Linked DNA regions of Mus musculus: all the other regions are linked to region 1. The links are chromatin loops, found by intact Hi-C in ENCODE. Cell type or tissue: heart. All regions are shown on one strand.

The links. Hi-C counts contacts between places; a loop is a spot of excess contacts. Peaks named below come from ENCODE experiments on the same cell type or tissue, not always from the same donor. Only the 100,000 strongest peaks of a DNase experiment are listed, where the experiment ranks them.
Region 2: it touches region 1 in a loop (5-fold over the local background); 6 of 42 quality-filtered maps call a loop at or near these places.
Region 3: a loop joins it to region 1, with 2.3 times the contacts of the local background. A loop is called at or near these places in 5 of 42 quality-filtered maps.

What each region holds. Positions count from the first base shown.
Region 1 is chr17:31,489,067-31,497,066 of GRCm38, reverse strand. Wdr4 (WD repeat domain 4) reads left to right here. Exons shown (of 11, transcript NM_021322.2): 11 at 139-2,745. The coding sequence ends at 329. Among named protein-coding and RNA genes, the nearest start is that of Wdr4, 19 kb to the left of the region's middle. In heart, a CTCF peak has its summit at 4,380 (motif pointing right); a DNase peak (open chromatin) is centred at 4,386.
Region 2 is chr17:31,138,930-31,146,929 of GRCm38, reverse strand. It overlaps Tff2 (trefoil factor 2 (spasmolytic protein 1)), which reads left to right and starts at 2,648. Exons shown (of 4, transcript NM_009363.3): 1 at 2,648-2,760; 2 at 3,667-3,816; 3 at 4,582-4,728; 4 at 5,708-5,868. The coding sequence starts at 2,682. The coding sequence ends at 5,721. In heart, no CTCF peak of the experiment used is centred here; no DNase peak of the experiment used is centred here; H3K27me3 peaks cover 520 bases.
Region 3 is chr17:31,437,773-31,445,772 of GRCm38, reverse strand. It overlaps Pde9a (phosphodiesterase 9A), which reads right to left. Exons shown (of 19, transcript NM_008804.4): 5 at 2,553-2,607; 6 at 1,865-1,935. Among named protein-coding and RNA genes, the nearest start is that of Gm9902, 6.7 kb to the right of the region's middle. In heart, no CTCF peak of the experiment used is centred here; DNase peaks (open chromatin) are centred at 132 and 3,012; H3K27ac peaks cover 2,619 bases.

The sequences.
Region 1 (8,000 bases):
ACACAGAGAAACCCTGTCTCGAAAAAACAAAAAAAAACAAAAAAACAAAAAAATTCCCAAGGCCATCCAGTGAGAGGAGGTAGTGCTGGGCCATGTTCCAAGTCACTCACCTGGCATCTCTTCTTGTCCTTGTCATAGGTTCTGTTGGTACAGATGACAGCTTCCGCAGCCTGTACAAGGCCACCTTTGACAACATGACCTCTTACCTGAAGAAAAAGGAAGAGAGACTGCAGCAGCAGCTGAAGAAGAAGCGGCAAAGGAGCCCCTTCCCAGGGTCCCCGGAACAGACCAAAAAGGCGTGCCCGGGCCAGTCAGCCCTTAGTTGCTGACCTTGGACATGGCCACAGCTCTCATTCCTGAGGCCCTGTGGGCAGCTCTCTCCCTCCTCCTCCCTGGTTCATCCCTAGGGAGGGAGATCACGGCAGCTCAGTCCCTACCACTAGCTCAACAGTCCCTGATCTCCAGAGTCTGCCTTTGTCACTGAGAACAGGCTCCTGCCGGGTTGCAGGGAAGGCAGGTGGTGTTAGCTTAGCTAAGAGTCTAGAGCTGTGTGGAAGCACCTTCACATTGAAGGATACACTGGCCCACAGCACCACGCATGTCTGTCGGGGCCCACAGTGTCGTCCCTGGGGAGCTCTAGGGAGACCTGCAGGACAGGACCTGCCTTCACATCATTGCCGGGGGCTCTCCAGGTGGAGCTCTGTATGGCTCTGTAGCTGCTTGCTGTTTTGAGGCAGATTCAGTTGGTGCTGTTCGCACTCCTGGGCTGGGCTGAGCAGACTGAGCAAGCTTTGGGGCTCTGAGGGTGTGACCTTGCCAGGCCAGCCTTGTTTTACAGGGAATGATGGTGACCTCGTGGTTCTGTTGCTCTGAACTCTGCATACACTGCAGAACAGAAGGAAATGAACAGAAATCACAGCATCAATAAAGACAAACTTTGCATAGCTTTCTGGAATGTTCAGCAGCAGCCTCCATAGCTGATCTTAAGACATTCAATGTGTGTATGCTCTTCAAATGACATGGCTCTTGGTGGTTAGAGAGGGGTGTTGTCCAGCTCTGTCTATTCTCGTGCTATTTCCCAGACGAGCTGCAGCAGAGACCGTCTTGGGTTGGGGAGATGAGACCCGAGTTTAGGTACCACCCAAACATACAGAACAAAGGAAGGCCATAGCCTAGCATAACTGTAACCCTAATACTGGAGCTGCAGACTGAGGCAGCCTAGCCTAAACAGTGACATTTTGGGCTCTGTGAGATCCTGTCTCAAGATGAACAGTCGAGGAAGATGCCCAGTGTCATCGTCTGGCCTCCACACGCAGTAGAAATAGTCTTGTGGCCACAAGCAGCTATCAGTCGAATGGGTGGTGTTCACGGAGCAGGGTGCTCACCTCTGTCTAGGAGCTAATGTCACGTGTTCTGGATGCTGGGATGTGTGGTCGGTCCCTGGAGACATGGATGTGCCAACTGGGCTGTGGGCTGGGTCCTAACTAGTCGGAGATAAATGAGAGAAGTCTGAGGGCCCAGGAATACAGCTTTGCTGAGCCAGTGCTGCATTCGCTCAGTCCTCTGGTCATGCGTAGCCTGCGAGCCAGGTAGAGCCCATGCTTGCAAAGCACCAGTCCTCACAGGGCCGTCATGGCCGGATGGTCAGTGCAAGGAGCTGAGAGACTCGAGGGGTATCTGAAGTCCCTGGTGTCTGCCTTGTAGGCTCTGAGACAGCCACACAGACAGTGATGGGGAGTCCTTGTGTCAAAGGAGAGATGGTGGCCTTCATGGTGGGGTTATTCCTAAGGTCCTGGTGAGTCACAGAGCCAAACAGCATAGTGAGCAGCAGGCAGGCCCACCCCAACAATCCCAGTCCTGTCTCCACTTTTCTCAAGCCCCAGTGTTCATGATTGTCCTATGCCACAGTGACATCTGTGCATGTCCCAGGGTCCACTTACTTGTGTGAGTGTAGCCAGTGGAAGCACTAAGGGTGGGGTAGAGGAGGGTGTTGGGCCTCCATGTCCTACCATCTGGCTCTGGCTTTCCTGGCCCTGGGGCCTGCAGTGGCTCCTGGTCCCTTAGGCATAGCTTCGGAGCCTGTTAATTGGTCCCACTTTCAGGGGCCTTAATGCCTGTAGGTTGGGTACATAGCATTATGCTTACAGGACCCTGCTAGCTAGTAGGCTAGTCCACATGCCTACACTTCATGTGGTTCCAGAAATTTCTTCCATATTAGGGTGTGTGGAGTCCCATTTTTATTGGGACTACACTTTTATTTAAGGGGATTTGTGTCTTACCTGGTTTTAGGCCAGTCTGACCTGGGCAGTTCATGCTATGATTTCAGCTTGTGTCAGGATGCCTCCACCTCCAGCAGCAGCTCCCCACTTCCACTGGGATGCCCAGTTGCCAGGGTCGTTCCCAAAAGGCTGCCCACCAGTCTCTGATAAGACACCAAGGCAATTTATATGAGAGAGATTGACTGGCCTTGCAGTTCCAGAGGGTTGGGGGCCATGCTGGTGGAAGGGAGGCTGGAGCCCCAGTTGAGAGCTCCCATCTTCCACAAGCAGGAGGCAGGCCGGACACACTGGCAATGACACATCAACAAGGCCCTAAGTCCTAATCCTTCTAAACATCTCCAACACTGGGGACCGTTCCCATCCAGATCAGTGCACACAGCTCTCTCCTTTGTCAGTTTAGTTAGTTTGGCCCCTGTACTCCCCTAAACCCCCTGCCTCATTAAACTTGTATCTTCATTCCTCATTACCACGTTGTCTCTGTGTCTTGCTTTGAGAGAGATTCCTTGCGCTCTGCCCCACCTCTCACTGATTCAATCCATCTGGTGGTGGTCAAAGTTTTGTCTCAGTATGATGGGAGGTCGTGTGGCACACAGCTGAAGTGCATACAAAATGACATGCTACAGTGTCACCACTTGTATTCACATGTGAAGGTGCCCTCGGGAACAGGGCATTTGTTGCTGGGACTCCACACTCCCCTGTACTCGCCTACCAACACTGGTGGGCAGACTGGCCTCTGCCTACGCTCCTGAGCTCGGGTGCTTTTGCTGATCTCTGAGATGTACACATTGCATGTGGCTTAAGTGGTCCAGCTATGAAGATACTAGTTTGCTCTACCCACAGGCACTGGATGGTTTAAAAGTGTTGGCCCGCTGTTGTGAGCATTTGAGTTCCACAGGGAAGCATTTCTGTAGGGTACAGAGGTATCCCTCAATGTCTGTAGGAGATTCTAGCACTTCCAGGATAGCAAGACCCCATCTTCTGCAGATATGCAAGTCCCTTGAATAAGTGGATATTGTAGTAGACTTTCCACGTGCCCTCTCCAACCCCCTGGACTCCATTTGGTGCAGTGTGAGAATTCTCCCTCCAATCCTAGATCTTGAAGATTTTCTCAAAATTTTCCAAAACGCTCCTGGTTTTGTTTCACCTTTTTTGTTTGTTTTTCCTTTTTTTCTTTCTTTCTTTCTCCCCCCCCCCCCCCCCCCGAGACAGGGTTTCTCTGTATAGCCCTGGCTGTCCTGGAACTCACTTTGTAGACCAGGCTGGCCTCGAACTTAGAAATCTGCCTGCCTCTTGTTTGTTTTTCAAGACAGGATTTCTCTGTATAACAAACCAGGCTAGCCTCAAACCCCCAAAGATCTGCCTCCCAAGGCTAGAATTAAAACCATCTGCATCACCACACCTGGCTTTTATTCCAGTTTTAAGTTCACAGTCTACTCTGATCAGATGTGTAGCTCTGAGCTCCTGTCTTGACAGCCCATTTAATTGCTTCTGTTCGTGTACTGGCTAGTTTTGTGTCAACTTGACACAGCTGGAGTTATCACAGAGAAAGGAGCTTCAGTTGAGGAAATGCCTCCATGAGATCCAACTGTAAGGCATTTTCTCAATTAGTGTTCAAGGGGGAGAGGCCCCTTGTGGGTGGAACCATCTCTGAGCTGGTTGTCTTGGTTCTATAAGAGCAAGCCAGGGGAAGCAAACCAGTAAAGAACATCCCTCCATGGCCTCTGCATCAGCTCCTGCTTCCTGACCTGCTTGAGTTCCAGTCCTGACTTCCTTGGTGATGAACAGCAGTATGGGAGTGTAAGCCGAATAAACCATTTCCTCCCCAACTTGCTTCTTGGTCATGGTGTTTGTGCAGGAATAGAAGCCCTGACTAAGACAGTTCGTTTCTTGGATACAGTTCCAGATTGTGAGTTTACAGTCTTTTTCCTTCCCCTAGGCTTTACTGCCTTGCTTCTGGCCTGCTATGTACTGTCAGCTCTCAGAGTCTCATCCCTCAGCTCCTTAGCACCCTCCCTGCTTTGCTTTGTTATCCTGGAGATGGACCCCACCCCACAAAGGTTTTCTTCTTTGCTTGCAGCCACGGAGCTCAGATCTGCCACTAGAGGGAGCAAGAGTCACACCAAGGATGACGGGGCTCTGGCTTCTAAGTGCTGCCTTTTCTGGGCTTCTGTCTGCTTGCCTGCAGTGACTGCCAGAGCTCTTAGTTGAAGGGATTCCAATGTGGGTCTTGGTTGTCAGCTCTTTGACAGTCCCACCATCCCATGTGACATGGCCACTTCCAGCACACAGGATGCTCAGGGTCCTCAGCATCTAGGCTCAGGACTTCTTTGTGCCTGTCACCTACCCTGTGATGGTGGGTATACACTGAGAATAGGGTGTCCTGCTGCTTTGTTTGTTTTTCGAGACAGGGTTTCTCTGTGTAACTCTGGCTGTCCTGGAACTCATTTTGTAGACCAGGCTGGCCTCGAACTCAGAGATCCGCCTATCTCGGCCTCTCAAGCTGGATTAAAGGTGTGTACTACCACTGCCTGGCTTGAAGCTTTTCCTTGATCATTTGTTTTCTGTGGTTTAATCTCTGTGTGTATGGTGTGTGTGTGTGTGTGTGTGTGTGTGTGTGTGTGTGTCTATTTGGGGTTTCCTGATTATTGTTGAAGGTAACATTTTTGTCAAGCATGGGACATCCCCAGCTCCTATCTATTTCTGTAGCTCTGACTCTGGCTGAGTTTGCCAGTGTGGCTGGCTTGCTTTGGTGACTTCCAAGCCTCTGCTCCTGGCTTACCTTCAGGTTTCCTTTTCTGCTGTGCCTCAGGTTGGGTAGATTTCAGTTGACTGGCCTGCCCTTGTGGCATCTAAAACACCGCTGCTCAAGGTGAAGGCTTTCTGTCTTTCAGTTTTGACCTAAGCCTTCCATTTCTCCAGCAATCGTAATGTAAAGCTTTAAATTCATCGTGTGCACTGGGATGTGCGAGGACTTCCGCTTGTTCCATCATCTGTGTCATCTCTACATCTTTTCCTGGGGATTGGTTGTGAGGGAGAGGGAGAAAGGGGAGAGACAGGGAGGGAGTATGTGTGTATTTGTGGGTGTACATACCTTAAAAGTTTCTGATTGTTTCTGTGTATGTGTGTGAGTGTGTTCCATTGTGTGATGGAGCTTTCTAGAGACATGCTTCTCCAAAATGGAGAGGTTTTGTGTAGCAATTTCCTGAAGATAAAACATTCTGTCTTAGAGGAAGCTTGCTTACAACACCAGATGTTCTCTCTCTCTCTCTCTCCATGTGTATGTGTGTTTCTGTGTATCTATATATGTGTATGTGTGTGTTTCTGTGTGTCTATTTGTGTGTGTATGTATGTGTTTTTGTGTGTTATATGTGAGTGTTTCTGTGTGTTTATATATATATATATGTGTGTGTGTGTGTGTGTGTGTGTGTGTGTGTATGGGTACTTCTGTGTGTCTCTATTTAGGTGTGTGTGTGTTTGCAGGGATACTCCTTAAGGAAGTAAGCAATGTTTCAGGAAGTCCCTGAAACTGACCAGATATACTAGGCCTCTACCTTTCCCAGCATATAACTTATAAGGACTAACTGTGCAGTGGTGGCGCACACCTTTAATCCCAGCACTTAAGAGGCAGAAGCAGCTTGATCTCTAAGTATGAGGGTAGCCTGGTCTACAGAATGAGCCAGAGCTGCACAGAAAAACCCTGTCTTGAGCCCTGCCCCTCAAAGATTTATAACCTATAAGGGCTGCTGACAGACATGGTCAGACAACCTGAGCTTACCAGAAGAGGCTCAGGCCAGAGAAATCTCTTGGAAGAAACAGGCATCAGTAAAGATGCCTGCATAGGCTCAGATCTCCTAAACTGACCACAGGAGACAGTCTCCACCCTGACAAGCTGCTTGCAGGCTGTGCAGCACACTGCAGATTTCAAGACTCACCCATGCTGGATGTGGGCTTCGGTGATGCAGCTGTCTTTGAGTCATTTCTGCTCCTGCAGTAACCCCAATCAAACTCACCGGCTCACCATGATGGCTTTGGTGGTGTCCTTCCTTACTTTGGGTTGCTGTTGGTACCCCTTCTGGGGTGCAGAGCCATCCGTTCACATTTCCCAGGAACAGTCTCACAACAGGGGTCAGTAACAATCTTGGGTGTTGGTCTTCTGTGTTGTTTGACTCAGGGTGTCTTGGTTCAAGGTTGCTTTCTGTGCTTGAGCTGGCTCTTGAGTTTCCAGAGTGTCTGTCACCAATCTTCCCAGTAGAGGCAGGCTGGGGTTACACACGTGTGCACTGCTGTACGTGGCTCACACCTGGCTTCTGGGGACTCAAACTTAGATAGCTAGGCTGGCCCAGCTGGCACTTCATCCACAGAGCCTCCCAGCCTCTAAGTACGTTCTTTTAATACAGATACTTTCAGTCACACTGTCAGATTTGCCCATGGTTCCTCAGGATGACGTTATGAGAGCTAGCTCTCTCCATTCACTCTTGCTTTAACGTGGCTAGCTGGCAAGCATGGAACAGGAAGGAGGGCCGGGCGGAGAGATGGTCTCCCGTGAAAGCCACGGGACACGAGCTTGTTTTCTTACCTGCGAAATGAAAGCTGAGTAGCTCTCGGCGACTAGCTGTTAGCTTGTCCATTTTTGAAACAGACAATTACAAAACTAAGACTTTGACATGTCCCCAGAAGCTGTAGCTACCGAAGGAACACATCTCTGGATGCCATCAGGCTTGGGCACATATCAGAAGTCTGAGGCTGCATCTGCCCCAGACCAAAAGGCTGGCATCTTGATGCAGAGGGCCAACAGCCCTGATATACATGAATAATGAATAGAACTCGGAGGGCTGGAGAGTTGGCTCGGTGGTTAAGAGCACTTGTAGTCCTTTGAAAGGACCTGGGTTCAGTTCCCAGCACCCATGTGGTGGCTTATAACCATCTGTAAGTCCAGTTCCAGCTGATGTAGCATCCTTCTCAGACCTCAGCAAGTACCAAGCATTCACACTGTACATAGACAGACATGCCGTACACAGGCATACACGCAAAGCAAAACATCCATACATGTAAAATTTAAAGAAGATAGGGCTGGCGAGATGACTCAGCAGTTAAGAGCATTGACTGCTCTTCCAAAGGTCCTGAGTTCAAATCCCAGCAACCACATGGTGGCTCACAACCACCCATAATGAGATCGGACACCCTCTTCTGGTGTGTCTGAAGACAGCTACAGTGTACTAATGAATAATAATAAATGAATCTTTAAAAAAAAGAAAATTTAAAGAAGATGACAATGAAGATGGAGGAGGGGGAAAGGAGGAAGAGGAGGGGGAGGAAGGAGAGGAGGGAGAGGAAGAGAGGGATTTGGAGGAGGAGGGGGAGAGCGAGGGGAGGAGGGAGAGGAGTATCTGCTTTCACTCTGTCTACTTCCCCAATTTCATCTTAGGTGTGCCACCCCCCACCCCACCCCCACCCCCCGTGGCTAGCTGAGGGTCAAATCCACATCTGCTCTCTTCCCATCTGGTCATATCTTCTGGCTAGGGTCACCCTACTTCAGTTTCCCCTTTCCCATATTGAAACCTGCCTGTGTTCCCGTACTCCCTGGCCCCCCGCCCAAGTTGCCGGCTGTGTACATAACATAATGCTATCTGATATGCAAAGGACCTGGACCATAAATGCCAGCCACCGTGTGACTGAATGCTCTCAGAACCATATTAAACAGCCAGAGCTCGGGAGAAATTA
Region 2 (8,000 bases), 350 kb after region 1:
ATATCCGATTTGTCTGGCCTTCAGGTCAAGGCAGTGAAGGATTTGACTAAGAACTCAAGGAACTCACATTTATGGTCTGCGGCTTCGTTTTCTTCCTTCTCCCACCCAGCTACCCTGGTTCTGGGCCTGGTTCTTGTTTCTCTACTCTGCCTTCTTTCCCTCTTCTGGATTCCTGTCATTTGACAGGGCTTTAGAGTCCCCTACAGGAGAGGGTGGTCTGGACCGTTTTTTTCTGTGTGCTCCGAGAAAGACTGGCTAGTACCTGAGGAATTCCAGTTTGCCTGAATAGATAAACACCATCTCCCCCAAGGTGTGCAGGGAGACTGGGGTGGGGCTGGAGGTGGGAGTGGAGAGAAGACATGAGAAAAATCACACCACGAAGTCACGGCTGGTCTGAGAGCATGCGCAGAAGCAGCAGCGCGAGGCTTGCACATGCAAGCCCTGGAGGAGGCAGCGGGGTGCTCCTGGTGTTGTAGTGGGGGGGGTGGTGATGTGAGCCCCCTGGAAGTCGGGCTGGAGGAGAAGAGGCACAGACAAGGAGAGCTGAGCTGCTGTGGAGTCGAGGGTTAGGATTTAAGGAAGCAGCTGCTGTGGTAGCCACAGAGAAAGTGCTAGAAGCGAGAGTGTACTGAACGGGAAAGAAGCCCGTGTTTTGTCCGTGGAGAGTTCAGGTTCTGAGAGAGAGAGAGAGAGAGAGAGAGAGAGAGAGAGAGAGAGAGAGAGAGAAGGGGAAGTTCCTAGAGTCCAGGAGAAGATACAGAAGATACAGAGCCCGGCAGCCATCAGTCTGCATGTGACCTGCCTGGGGTTCAGAAGCCGTTTATGCCTGTACCAAGATTTGGGCCAATGACCTTGGGACTGAGTCCTTGTCATCAGAGACGGGTCAGTGGACCCCAGTGAGGCAGGTGCAATAGACGTGGCACAGTGCAGAGTCTGTATCCACAGCACCCATAAGTTTTCCTATAAAGTGGAAACTGTAGCTGTGGGGTTCTCCTGAGCCTCTGTGATTGGCCCACAGCCTGGTCCCACAGATATGGCTGTCTATTGTTGTGCAGTACCCTTGACTTTATATGGAATGGGGCGGGGGTGCAGTGCTCATAATATGGATAGCCTGTTCATCAGGACACAGGCTTGTACAGGGGGAAGGGATAATGCTCAAAGGAAAGATAAATGTCTCTTCAGGGGACAGGTGGCTTTGGCGGAACCCCTGATGGGGCAGGGGAACTTGGGTTGGGATGTGGGCCAGAGAGGAGGGAGGAATGAGGATGTTCAAGAAAATGGGTTCTTGGCAAGTCTTATCATCTTGATGGCTGTCCTAGTTGACTGCCCCTTGCTATGATAACCAAAAGGAACCTGGATAGAAAAGCAATTATTTATCCAATACATCCCTATCAGTCAGTCATTGAGGGAAGTCAGACAGGACCACCAAGCAGGAACCTGGAGGCAGGAACCAGGAGGCAGGAACTGAAGCAGAGACCATGGAGAAATGCTGCTTACTGGCTTCCCCCCACCCACCCCCCATGGCTTACTCAGTCTGCTTTCCATCTCTTGCCAGATGACCCTGGCTTGTGTCAAGTTGACACCAAAACAGCACAGCAACAACAACAACAAAGATACGTAATAAACACAGAGATAAAGAACCGCTGGGATGTGCCACAGAGAAATAGAGCCCTGCTGGGTTTGCAAGGATCCAGGTGAGGTTTTGAGGATTTAGGTCTGCTCTTTAGAGCCTGGGATGGGGCCAAGGCTTTTAAATTCTGTATCCGAGTCATGGACTCTGTAGCCTATCTCCCACAGCTGGGCAGACTCCTTCAGCCCCAAAGGACACACACACACACACACACACACAGTCCCTCTCCTTCTCTCCTCTGACATTTCTGTTCTGAGTTGTCCTGATCCCCTGGGTTCTGTCCTCGGTGTCCATTTTACAAATCCCCTCTCCGGGGCATTTCATGGGTGGGCATCTCAGTCCTAGGCACTGTGTGAGGGAAGTGAAGTATCCCCACGGGGCAAAGAGTGTCCAGCTTCAGGGATGAAGAAAGCTGCCTGCCCCATGACGGCTCCCTTAGGCCCTGGCGGCTGGTCTCTGTGTACAACAGTCCTTGGGGCTGGCAGGGAGCCAGGTGAAGTAGGGTGTGCCTTGCATCAGGAATGCAGACTGGGTCCCCTGGAGATGCTCCCCCTCCCCTGGGAGGCTCCTGGATATAATGACCTTCTCTCTCTGTGCTCTTTGTTTCTCCATAGCGTCATTCACTTCAAATATTTAAAAAACAAAACAAAACAAACAAACAAGAAACAAAAAAAGAAAACAAACAAAAAACAAAACCTAAGAAGTCTCTACAGTAGGCACAAACCTTACCCAGAGTAACACCACGAGGCTAATCCCTTCCTGGGTGTGACCCTGTGGGTGCCCTATTCCAGTTGCATACGTGGCCCATTCCCCTTTCAGTAACCTGGCACGACCCAGCCTGACCCAGCCCATGTCCGGAGGGGTTTTTCCCACCTCCTCTGGGCCTCCACTTGGAGCCATGTCAGCTTTTCTGCACAAAGAACCTAGGAGGCTTGGGGCCACGAGTAAGGGACAGTTATCAGGGCCATTGAGCAAACAAACAGGAGCCAATAAAATGCCAGCTGGTGGGAACTGGGCATTCTGCAGGCTGCCCAGGTCCAGTGGAGCAGACATGCGACCTCGAGGTGCCCCCCTGCTGGCAGTGGTCCTGGTTTTGGGACTGCATGCTCTGGTAGAGGGCGAGAAACCTTGTAAGTAAAAGTCCGTGGAGACCCAGCAGGTGAAAGGTAGGATCTGAGCCCCCTTGAGTGATGGGCTGTAGTTCATCTAGGACCTGGACTAGGTGGGTTTTTTCTCTATGTTCCCTCAAAGGACAAAGGCAGGGTGACAGATTGCAAGGAGCTAGACAGCACCCTGCTGTCTGGGTGCTGCTGTGGGAAGCTCACCCAGAATCTCTTATTCAGAAGGGCTATGTCTACAGGTGTCAGCCTGGTTAGGAGGACAGGAGGGCCTGCTGTCTTGGGCCTATCTTGTGACCTTGACTTCTGCATAGGTTCATAGAGTCACCCTCTTTACAGAAGGTTTGTGTCGCCTTCTTCCTTCCCTTCCCTTCTCTCTCTTTACCTCTTCCTTCCTTCCTTCCTTCCTTCCTTTCTTTCTTTCTTTCTTTCTTTCTTTCTTTCTTTCTTTCTTTCTTTCTTTCTTTTCTTCCTTCCTTCCTTTCTTTCTTCCTCTCTTCTTTCTTTCTTTCTTTCTTTCTTTCTTTCTTCCTCTCTTTCTTTCTTTCTTTCTTTCTTTCTTTCTTTCTTTCTTTCTTCCTCTCTTTCTTTCTTTCTTTCTTTCTTTCTTTCTTTCTTTCTTTCCTTCTTTCCTTCCTTCCTTCTTTCTTTGTTTCTTTCTTCCTTCCTTCCTTCCTTCCTTCCTTCCCTCTTTCTTTGTTTCTTTCTTTCTTTCTTTCACAAATGAAATGGTTTCAATAAAAGCCTCCCCTGGTTTCCCCAGGAGGAAGCCAGATAGCTTTAACATGGGCAAAATAAGACCTCATGTCACCCCTTGGGCAATGAGATTCTGCAAGTGTCCTAAGCTCCCAGGGCAGGTTGGAAGAAGCATCTAGCATGCTGGGCAGGGATGACCATGATGGCTCGCTCTATCCACAGCCCCCTGTCGGTGCTCCAGGCTGACACCCCACAACAGAAAGAACTGTGGCTTCCCGGGCATCACCAGTGAGCAGTGCTTTGATCTTGGATGCTGCTTTGACTCTAGCGTCGCTGGGGTCCCTTGGTGTTTCCACCCACTTCCAAACCAAGGTAAACTTTGGAGAGCCAGGTCCTTCTGCCAGCTGTCGGCTTAGGACCTGGCCCTGGGCAAGGTCTACAGCAGGTGCTTGGAAGCCTAGCTGAGCTAGAGCTAGCCCAGGTTAACACGAAGGAAGCCTTAAATGCCTCTTCTATACCCTTACCCCCTCCCCGATCCCCATCCCATACCCTAAATCTACCATTGGCCTGTACATAAAAATGTAACTTCCAAAGCAGCTTGGGAAGGGGGCGTGGAGGCATCAGATATGATGGGTTTCAAGCCAGGGCAAACTGTGAATACAGTACGCACAAGAATGCCAGCTGTGTGTGAGTTCACCGCAGGCATGGGCTTTGCCACTGGGGCACTCGTGGTAGGGAATATCCTCCCAAATGACCAGCATGCTCTGAAGAAAAACCAGGTAGGTTAGTGGCTGCGTCCAGGGTCCCTTTCGATATCAATGTCTTCAAGCTTCTGGGCGTGGTACAGTGGGCTGCTCTTATTTCACAGAGCTCAATGCTGAGTCCAGAGAAGGTAACGTGGTTTTCCCGAGGCCCCAGTTCTGCAAAAGTTCTGTGATCACCTCCCAACATTAGTGCCCTCCTGTGGGGAGGACAACCAGTCCTTGGGCATTACTCTCCTGAGAGACGCCACCCCCAAGGAGCTCCTTGGGACACTCAGAGCCTGCAAATTCAGTGTCCCTAAGAAGGCAGACCTTGTAGCCCTCAGTGAGTGTCCAGCCTGACAAAGCCTTGGATGTTGCTCTTCCTCACAACCAGAATCGGAGCAGTGTGTCATGGAAGTGTCAGCTCGCAAGAATTGTGGGTACCCGGGCATCAGTCCCGAGGACTGTGCCAGTCGAAACTGCTGCTTTTCCAACCTGATCTTTGAAGTGCCCTGGTGTTTCTTCCCACAGTCTGTGGAAGGTAATGGTTGTCGGTGGGGCCTGCCTGGAACCTGGCAAGAGCCATTCCCACCCACACTCACCTGCTGAGGGTCCCTCCTGTGTGTGTGTGTGTCTGTGTCTGAGTGTGTACCTGTGTGTCTATATCCGTATGTGTACCTGTATGTGTACATGACTACTGTTCCTGTGTACCTGTGTGTATGTATCTGTATGTATACCTCTGTGTGTGCGTACTCTGTGTATCGTATCTCTGTGTGTGTGCGCCTCCGTGTGTGTACACCTCTGAGTGTGTATGTATTTGTATGTGTACTTGTACATGTGCGTGTGTACTGTGTGTACTTGTGTGTATGTACCAGTGTGTGCCTCTGTGTGTGTATGTGCGTGCCTGCATGTGGAGGTACTCTGCAGAGTTTGGGTGCTTCCCTTAGTCCTTCTCCCCCATAGTTTTTGAGACAGGGTCTCTCACTGAATGCAGAGTTTACCGATTGGCTAGGCTGGCTGGCTAGTGAGCTCTGCTCCAACCTGTTCCCCAAACTAGTGGGGTTTTTGTTTTGTTTGTTTTGTTTTTGTTTTGTTTGCTTGTTTTCTGGAGCTGAGGACTGAACCCAGGGCCTTGTGCTTGCTAGGCAAGCACTCTACCACGGAGCTAAATCCTGAACCCCAGCACTAGTGTTAAAGATATGCCCACAACACCTGTCTTTTTATGTAGGATCTGGGGATCTGAACTCGGACCCTCGGGCTTGTACAACAGGTGCTTTACTCATTGAGCCACACCCTCCCCTGCCTTGGCCTGCTCTCAGGGGTTTGTTCTATGGCCACCCACACTGGTCAGCAGGCTCCCTTGGGGAATCTCTAACGGTTTGGGGAGAACAGGCCCCATCGTTCCTGTCCCACTCTGTCCTTGTTCAGAACCTGTCTATGATGGGGCAGCCACACTTCTGAGCGCAGGCACTCATGCCTCCTTGGCGTCCTGACCAACCACCTTGCTTTTGCATCTCCAGATTGTCACTACTGAGAGTTGCTACTGCCGAGCCACCCGTTCCCTGGGAGCTGCAAGCCAGAAGAAAGTTTCAACCAGACTTCATCAATCTCTGGGGTTTCTAAAACCATCTTGACCCTTAGCAGTGGCTAGACACAGCATTTTCCAAGTAAAGAAAAGTTGAAAAACCTGGCAATTTTTATTTTGGTTTCCTTGAGGCAGATGTACAATGGCGGTGTGTACACACCGATCGTACGCGAATGTGTGCGTGTTTTCGGGAGTGTGTTTGTGTGTGTGTGTGTGTGCACCTAGGTGTGAATACATGGAGTGTACACAGGTATATACACAGGTATGCGAATGCATGCATGTGCATGTGTGTGTGTAAGTATGTGAATATGTGCGCGTGTATGAACACATCAGAGTGCACATGTGCATATATAAGCAACAGTGCATATAGCACTCTTCCATCCCTCTGAGAGCCTCAAGCCACTAGTTACTTCTGGGCCACTCCAGCAACAACAGTGTTCTGCCTATGTGAACTTCAGAATCTACCATCTCTATGAGACCACACACTCAGTTCTCTTTAGAGAGCACAATGGACTCCGACCTCAGACCCTATAGGATAACGCATGACTGCTGATCACAGTTCCTCAGGTCTTTCTGGTTTATCAACTGCCCTGCAGGCTACCCACTTGTGATGTGGGTCCCTGGCCACTGGTTGCCTTCTCTTCTTGATGTGAACAGGAACAGTGGGGATCTGGGCCTTGGGAAGTCACCCTGAACTGTGGTTTTTGACCTGAGAGCATCTTTAGTAACATTCGAATGGAAGTTACTGAAAGGAAGCTTCATTTTAATGAGGTAGTTCTGGGTAAGGAGGCCCCAGCAGGGGCCATTCTTCATTGCATTGTCTAAGACAGTGGTTCTCGGCCTGTGGGTGGTGGCCCTGTTGACAAACCTATAAGTCCAAACATAGTTACATTAGGATTCATAACAGTAGCAATGAACTAATTTTATGGTTGGGGTCACCACAACATGAGGGACTATACTAAAGGATCCCAACATTAAGAATGTTGAGAATCACCAGTCCGAGGACCATTAATGTCTCCAGTTAGAGGCCAGGAGGGTGTGGTGATGGTGTAAGGCTGGCTTCTGATAAATTTCTCATCTCTTTTCCTTTCCCCAGCCTAAGCTGACTGGTTAGCCTTGCCCAGTGATCCACTCCTGCTGCCGGGGTGGGGGTGGGGATGGGGAATGGGGGTGGGTAGGGGGTGGAGGGAGGTGGGAGGGTAAGGGGTTGGGGGAACCCCGAGTTCCAGGACTAGGGCTTGGCCCGCGGGTTTGCTCCACTCCTACCTCGCTTCCTTCTTAAACTCTTTGGTGAAGTTTGCTCCATTTTCTGAGCCAGTTATACTCAGCTGCATGGTCATCCAACAACAGTGCTACGGCTTGTTTTCCTATGAGAAAACACCGACCAAAAACAGCCCAGAAGGGAACGATTTCCTTGGCTTACACTTCCCTATCATAGGCCGCCGTGACGGGAAGTCGGGACAGGAACTCAGAACAGAAACCCGAGACAGGAGCCAATGCTGAGGCCACGAAGGGTGCTGCTTATGCGATTGTTCCTCCTGGGTTGCTCAGCCTGCTTTCTTATATGCCCCATGACCATCTCCTAGGGATGCGGCAGCACCGATACTGAGCCTCCACATCAAGAAAATGCTCCACAGGCCAACCCGATAGAGACATCTGGTCAGGTGTGGATTCATTTCCAGAATGGCCCTGGCCTGTGTGGAGCAGACCAAATACAACACAGCTGTCTTCATCGCTCTGGGCTCTGCTTGTTAGTCCCAGGCTTGGAGCCTGCTTAGGCTCCGGGATACTCTAACTCTTGCTTGCCCCACACTGACCTAGCCAACCGTGTGGCATCCCCTGCCTTCCCCGGAGGGCCACTAACAGTCTCTTGATTCAATCAGAAACACACCTTTCTTTTCCCTTTAGCCTCACTTCCTCATCTCGTCTCCTTCCCATCTCTTCCCTCGGTGGCTTCCACCTTCTCTACCTGTTCTTCTATGCCATTTGCCATCATAGGCACCCATCGTGAGTGCCACCGTCCGAGGACACGAGAGGTGGAAAAGGCAGGGCCTGGTGGGAGGGTCTTGCAGCCCACAATCTGATAAGAAGCAGATGAACAAGGGGTTTGGGACACCCCTCCACCCACACATTCACCCGCCCTGGCTCTTTGAGTCTCAGACTTGCCCCATGTCTCCCTGGTCACACCCCCTCCTGCCCTTCAGTATTGTGAACTGTCACCAATTTTC
Region 3 (8,000 bases), 51 kb after region 1:
CAGTTCAGTATGGAAATTCTGGATTGTTTGCGTACCCTGGTACCTCTGTCTTCTGGCATCAGCTCTGGCTGCGGTCCACACTGGTGTTTAAGTCTTGGTGTCGGTCCAGGGCACGAGTACAAAGAGTAGATGGAGCAGGGATGCCCTGTGTCCCCACCACAACATACCAGGAAGGAAGTGAATAGCTCCAGGCAGGATAGGAGGCAAGGGCCAGGCTGTTCCATGGTTATGAAATCACCTTTGACCCTCCAGTAATCCCAGACTCCTTAAAAGCTAAACATTTACACAGAACGGGGGGAAAAAGTGCTGACAGTCACAGAGGAGAAACGTGTATTTGGTTTAAGGTCAAAGAGCAAGCAGGAAATTCCGTTCACTACAAGGTCAGTGTGGTGTGGGGGTTTACAGCTGGATGTCCCTAACCCTGAGACACAGATAACAGTTAATGACACCCAGATGGGCCTGCGTGTGCACACATGCTTTCCAGTGTGTCTATCCATGTCTTTGTGTATATGTTTGTGCCTGGTTGTGTGTCTATATGGAACAGTGACTCAAGGTGTCTTCCTGGCAGCCTGCCCAGCCACCCAGGGCCAGGATCCTGAGACTACCACTTGATTTAAACAAAAGATCCTTGGCAGATATTAGGTAAAGAACTTGCAATGGGAACATCCTTGATTCAAATGGCAGTGTCCTTACAAGAAACAGACAGGGCATGGACGACAGGATCAGGCGGCAGCCATACTAGCTAGGGAGTGGGAAGGACTAACGGAAGTCAGGTTAGAACGGACTCTCCCTCAGATCCCAGAGGAACCAGCCTTGCTGACACTTCCCAAGCTGGAGCGGTCAGCTTCCAGCACGTTGGAGTGGGCACTGCTGTGACTTACACATGCCTCCTGTGTGCCGTCCTTTGCTGGAGCGGTCACTAACTTTTCTGTGGCTCCTCACCATCCCCAGGTGGGACAAGATAGTCTTGAGGACCCAAAGACCAGCTGACTTGGGGAAAGCCAATGCATGCTGAGAGGTACACACAGGACGGTGGGAAACGTGTACCAGCTTATTCCGAAGAGCCAGGTCTTGTATGATAGAATTTTTTTTTTTTTAATGAGAAGCAATTAAAAAAAATCCCCCCACAAAAAAGCAGCATTTTGTCTTATGAACAGAGTCAGTCACATATGTTTCAGGGGTGCTGGTCTCCTGTTTAAATTTTGTTTACTCAGCCCAAGCTAACAAATCAGGTGCCCAGTTATCACCAGACTGAGCCTGACAGTGACAGAGAACCTGGCTGTGAAGCCGAGGGTGCAACACGGGCTCCATGGGCCTGTGGAGCAGAAGCATCGATCCTTCATCGATCCTGTCACGGCGGATGAGGTGACTTGAAGCTATTTCCCTCCCCAAACCTGGCTGGCTCTTTGGAAATGGAATGGAAACTGGACTTGACTCTCTCTTGCTTGTAGTGGTCAGAAACTGGGACCAAAATGTCACCTCTTCCACACTCTGCAGAAGCAAGCTGCACAGCCGTGTGAAGAGAAGAGAAGACCCCCGCCCCTCCCCCCCTCCTGCCTCATGGAGAGAGGAACAAGAGCTACAGCCCTGGCAGAGCTTCTACCGGGCCAGACAGAGGCCGTTGGGGTTTATGGGTTGTGTTCGGTGCACAAAGCTTCATACAAGCGGTGCTTTAACAGAAACGTGTGCTGAGATCTGCCCTTGGCCAGCCTCTGTCAAATCAGAGTGGCACACAGAAAGCTCGCATTTGCCTTCAGCAACGAACTGCTCACTGTTCTAAGTGGCTGATTCCAACAGAGGTTAAAAGACAACATAAGCAGAAAGGAAAAACAACAACAACAACAACAATAACAACTCCACTCACATTCCACCCGTTTCTCCAGCACGGCCAGGTGATTTGCAACTTCGGCTTTCAGCTCGTTGATCTTAAACGCTCTGGGGGCAAAAAGCAGGGAAAAAAGATAAAACACAAGACCCAGACCAGCAAATGTTTATAGGTCCCTGCCTGGGGTGAGGTCTCCAGGGAGCCTGGGGAGGGGACCAAGACAGCAGGAGGTGCTTTTAAAGAACGAATAATGTCTGGTGTTATTACTACTCTGTCCTGGGCTCTCAGAGTAGACTTAAGCTGGGTTGACCCATGCCTATGCCCTGCCCTGCCCAGTAAGGGCAGCTGTGGGGTGCGATGCCCCATGGTGGTTCAATCATTTGGTTCTAAGTGACAAGAACATACCATACAGAAGTCACTTTGGGAAACTGACAACGGAATTCTAGGGTGTTGGCAAACTAAAGGGAAGCCATCCACTCACATGACAGCATCTCAGTGGGAAACACCCCTTGGTAGAAGGGTGTTTTGTAGATAGCTCTGAGCCTTAGAAGAATGAAGGGGGATGTATTCGCCACCTCCAGAACTCATGTTCTACAAGCGGCCATTGGACAGGGTTTTGGGGATATGGTGAAGGTTTGCTAGGCTGGCTACAGAAACTACAGAGGGCTGACTGGCTAAGGGCCAGCTCCCGTGAGTCTGGAAAGGATGTACAGAGAGCATACGGTACCTGGAAAATTGTTCCGCCACCTGGGCCAGCACGCCCTGGATAAGTTCTTCTCGTTCTACAAACCGAAGAAGAGAAACCAATTGAGGCTGGCAGGACAGCCGTGGAGACAGGCAGGTGGCTAAGGGTACTACTATCCCTGTGTGAGCCACAGGTGCTACTGTGGAAGGATGTTTGGGCTGTCCATCACAGGTAGCAGGGCCTCCCTGGGTACCGGTTTCTCCTCTTCTCTGCTGCCTGCTTGTCCTGGTCCATGGCCAGTGGCCCCAGGGCTGATGTTCTCCAGACACTGCTACAGCTAGATAAGGCAGGCAGGCTTCGGGGGCTCTAAATATGGGCAGCGTTCTCACGGTGCTCGTTTTATGGGGACTATTAGCATGGCAGAGTGGGGTCAATGCGCCAGTGAGTGAAAACATGGTGTTCTCAGGATGGGCCTGCAGAGAGGAAGCGGGCTGGGTGGAGCAGGCCTGGCCTCTTCTGGCTAGCCCTGTAAAACTGGGCTGGGTGGTTGGTTTTACAAGGTTCAGGTCCCAGGCTGATCATAACTTGTCTCTTTCCTATTTCCTGACCAGCCCAGTTCTGGGACTTGCAGACGGTCATGACATCACCCTTTGAAGTGATTCTATCTGTGCTCTTGGGAAGGGGAGACCTTCGTGTCCCAGCTAAGCATTTGTTCATGGCCCCCAAACTCAGAGACTCTAGAAAGGAATTCATAGACTCTTCTTTGTTGGCCTGACGCTTAACTCTCACCAGCAACCAAAACGGAGCAAACCAACTTGTAGGAGTCTGGTCTCTCCTTTTGCTATGTGGATTTTGGCAACCAAACTCAGGTCTCTAGGCTTGTTGGCAAGTGCCTTTAACTACCAAGCCATCTTGTGGCCTCAGGATTTGTTAAATTAAATAAGATGTGTGTGCATTGTAGACTCATATTCTACTATTGATAATAAATCCAGCTCAGCACACCTTTAAATCCCAGGGAGAGTGGGGCAGGAGTTAGCAGGCCAGGTGGGTGAGAAGAGCAAGTTTAAGGTTAGCTTTAACTGCATAACAAGATCCTGTCTAAAATGGAAAGGAGAGGGAAAAACTAAATAATTATTTTAAATAATTATTTTAAAATGTTCATGTCTAGAGGCAGAGGCAGGAGGATCTACCCATGATAAGCCAGCCAGGATGACATAGCAAGACCTTGACTCTAAAAACAAAACAAAACAAAACAAAAACCAACAGAAGAAGTTAACATCTGTTATTAGACTTAAAAAGCGGTTTTTAGGGGCTAAAGAAATCTTTCGGAGGTTAGGAACACTTGCTGTTCCCGCAGAGGACCAGGGTCTGATTCTTAGCACCACACAGAGGCCCACAGTCAACCAGCTACACAAACCTCCAGTCCCAGGGGATCGCATGCCCCTTCTGATCTCCACAGGTATGAGGCAGGTACACAGTACAGAGACAAGCACATACACATTAAACAAACCTTAAAAGCTTCATTCAAATGATCTTTGAAAAGTAACATAGAAAGCTTCCATTTTTTTCAAACATGTTGGGAGGGAAACTTCCAGAACACTAACAATAGTTATCTTTTGTTTATGAGATTCCATTTTGCTATTTTTGATGTCTCAGAGAACCCTTATTTTCTACCACGAACGTATATATTAATTTTACAATGAGAAAGAAGTGTTTTCCCCCTCACATCTTGGTCACCTTCAGTCTAAGGAACAGAACATGATCGGCACCAGAAGTCTCCTTGGGCTCCCTTAGTCGCCGCCCCTCCCCAGGCCACCTCTGTCCTGATCTAAGCAGATGCCGGCTCATGGGCTTCACGGGAATGCAGGGGTGCCGTGCATGTCCTCCCGTGTCTAACTGCTGTCTTAGTCTACTGCGGAGACTGGGTTGCATCGGTGCCCCATAGCAAGAACCTGCCATGAAGGTACATCGATCGTCACCAGGCTCATGACCCTAAAAACTCCAAAATTAGCAAGTCCGGTCATCAGCCGTGAGAATACCATTTCAAGCAGCACAGGGCTAGGCGACACTGTGCTGGCACATGCAGATGGCATGGAGTCCCTTAAGGAAGTTCTGCGGTTGGGGCTGGATGGTATAGCCTGCTATGTGAACCCCGGAAGATGCTTCCGTGTGCGGACACCACACTCCATCTCCGTGCGTCTTCAACAACAAGCTGTTGTAACACCCCCTCCTATGGACATTCAACATGACAGGAGCACTGGCCTGGTCTGATCTATTTCCGGGCGCTTTGTGTTCCCTTCCTACCTTGCTTTTGGCAGGATTTGCTAAGTAGTCCAGGCTGGCCTCTGACTTGGGCTATCTTTATACTGCAGCCTCCCATATGATAGGAGCACGGGTTTCAGCCATTATGCCTCCCCTTCCCCCCCCTTTCCTCCCCTCCCCTCCTCTCCCCTCCCCTCTCCCCTCCCCTCCCTTCCTCTTCTACCCTCCCTTCCTCTCTACCCTTTCCTATCTTCTCCCCTCCCTTCTTCCCTTTCTCTCCTCTCCTCTCCTCTCCTCTCCTCTCCTCTCCTCTCCTCTCCTCTCCTCTCCTCTCCTCTCCTCTCCTCTCCTCTCCTCTCCTCTCCTCCCCTCCCCTCCCCTCCCCTCCCCTCCCCTCCCCTCCTCTCCTTTCCCTTTTTTCCTTCCTAAAATATATTTGCTAGTGTTTATTCACTGGACACAATAAAAACAAAAAACCAAAAACCCAAATCAATCAATCAGTGGTTCTCAACTTCTGGGTCACTAACGACCCTTTCACAGGGGTCGCCTAAGATCACAGTAGTGAAATTACAGCTGGGAAGCAGCAAAGGGATAATTCTATAGTTGGAGGTCACAACATCGTGAAGAATTGTATTGTAGGGTCTCAGCATTAGGAAGGTTGAACCTCTGGCCTAGATCAACCTGTTAAGCCTTCTCTATTTTACTGTGTATAGGCTGGTCTTCTGGTGTCTCGTGACCTTACACTCCCTGTGGGTTCACTTTGAATGCAGGTTCAGTCACCCCAACCCAGCTTCCGGTTGTCTGCCTCCCATCTACCCAGGTGTCAACCCAGATGTCTGCCTTAAACCACTTCCTCCAGCTGACCACCGCCCTCTGGGCAGCTAGATACAGCCTACCTGACTCACCTGCTGCCCCACACCTGGCACACAATGTGCAGCCCTATGCTATGGTAACCATTTCGCCAACACTGGGACCTTTCAGAACTCATGTCTGCTTGCTTTAAATCACCAATTATAATTCCCCAGGAGGAACCCCATGCAGTAATTCTCAGGACACAATAAAGGCATTCACCTACAGGTCACAATAAAGGCATTCACCTACAGGTCACAATAATGGCATTCACCTACAGGTCAAAATAAAGGCACTCACCTACAGGTCACAATAAAGGCACTCACCTACAGGTCACAATAAAGGCACTCACCTACAGGTCACCTTCTGTCTTTGTTCTTATGCTGCTGGCTTCTCTGTATGGCCTACAGTCACCTGTCTATCATAAATAATGGCATCTTTGCCTCAAGCTTGTGTCTCCTAATCATCCAAAAGGGTGCTCCCTACCTAAGACCCAGAACATTTCAAGCGAGTGGGTGTAGATAACCCATGGCCACCTGACTTCACATCCTGTAAGAAGAAAAGTCGTGGCTCAGCTGTTAAGAGCACCGACTGTGGGCTGGTGAGATGGCTCAGTGGTTAAGAGCACCGACTGTTCTTCCGAAGGTCCTGAGTTCAAATCCCAGCAACCACATGGTGGCTCACAACCATCTGTAACAAGATCTGACGCCCTCTTCTGGAGTGTCTGAAGACAGCTACAGTGTATTCACATATAATAAAATAAAAATAAATCTTAAAAAAAAAAAAAAAAAAGAGCACCGACTGCTCTTCCAGTGGTCCTGAGTTCAATTCCCAGTAACCACATGGTGTCTCACAACCATCTGTAATGGGATCCATATGCCCTCATCTGGTGTGTCTGAAGGCAGCTACAGTCTACTCATATACATGAAATAAATAAATAAAATCTTTAAAAGGAAAAAAAAAAAGGCAGGGCGGTGATGGCATACGCCTTTAATCCCAGCACTTGGGAGGCAGAAGCAGGAGGATTTCTGAGTTCGAGGCCAGCCTGGTGTACAGAGTGAGTTCCAGGACAGCCAGGGCTATACAGAGAAACCTTGTCTCGAAAAGACAAAAAAGGAAAAAAAAGCACACAGGTCAGAAAGGAAGAAATAAGCCAGCAGCCCCTGACTGCTGATGCCACGACTCTTTACACAGAACATTCCAAGGATTCTACAAAATGCAACACACACCTCTTCTGGAGCCAACAAGTGAATTTAACAAGGTCATGAGATACACACACAATACTAATAATATGCAAACGATTATATTAAAATTTCAATTGCATTGATAGTTACTCAGAAAAGCTTGAAGACTCAGGCACAAACATAACAAAACATGCAGAATTTATATGCCCCAAGCTCCAAATGTCACTGGAAAAGATACATAAGTAAATAACAACTGGTGTTAATGACCTAGTAAATTTGACACAGCAAAGATGTCAATCCTCCTTAATCCAGTATTGCAGGCTTAAGTTTCTTCCTGTCCCAAAAAAAAAAAAAAAAAAAAAAAACCATGCAGCAAGCTCTTTTGTGGAAATAGATTATTTCACAGGCAAAAAACTCATGCAAAATGTGTTGTCCATGGCTGTAAACCATAACACACAGGGACACAACCTGCAGAGTGTGGAGGAAGTCAGGGACTTCCTAGACGTGACGTCCAAATACACAGGGGAAATCACTAAGCCACTTGATCAAAATTAATTGAAGAATAGTGTTAGGGGGATGAAAAGACAGCCTGAAACCATGCTTCAGGCAGCCACATGCTCAGGGGTAGTTTGCCAACACAAAACAGATTCCGTGTTTTGGTGTATGTGTGTGTGAGTGTGTGAGAGTGTCTGTGTGTGTGAATGTGTGTGTGTGTGTGTATGAGTGTGTGTGTGTGTGTGTATAGACCAGGTCCTGGTCTACAGAACAAGTTCCAGGAAAGTCAGGGCTACATGCAGAGAAACCCTGTCTTGAAAAGTCAAAATAAGTGAAGAAACAAATACATAAAATAAAAATGAAATAAGTAAAAAATAAGTCACGCCCCCCCCCCCCCCCCAAAGGAGAGCAGAAGACAAATCTACAGCTCGGGTGGAGTATTTGCAAGTGGAGTATCGGACCATGATTTGAATACAGTGTGTGGGAAAAGCCATCAGGACTCCACAGCAGAAGACAGCTCAATTTGGAAACAGGCTGTGTGCAGACAGGTGTGAGCATGAGACCTAGGCAGCATCCACAGTCGCTAGAAAGGCAAATCCGAATGCTTATCCCGCGATCAAAAAGGCTGACCATACCCAGGGCCAGGGAGGACTAACCTGGGTCACTCATATCCTGTTGGTGTCATGGGGATTCTGTGGAG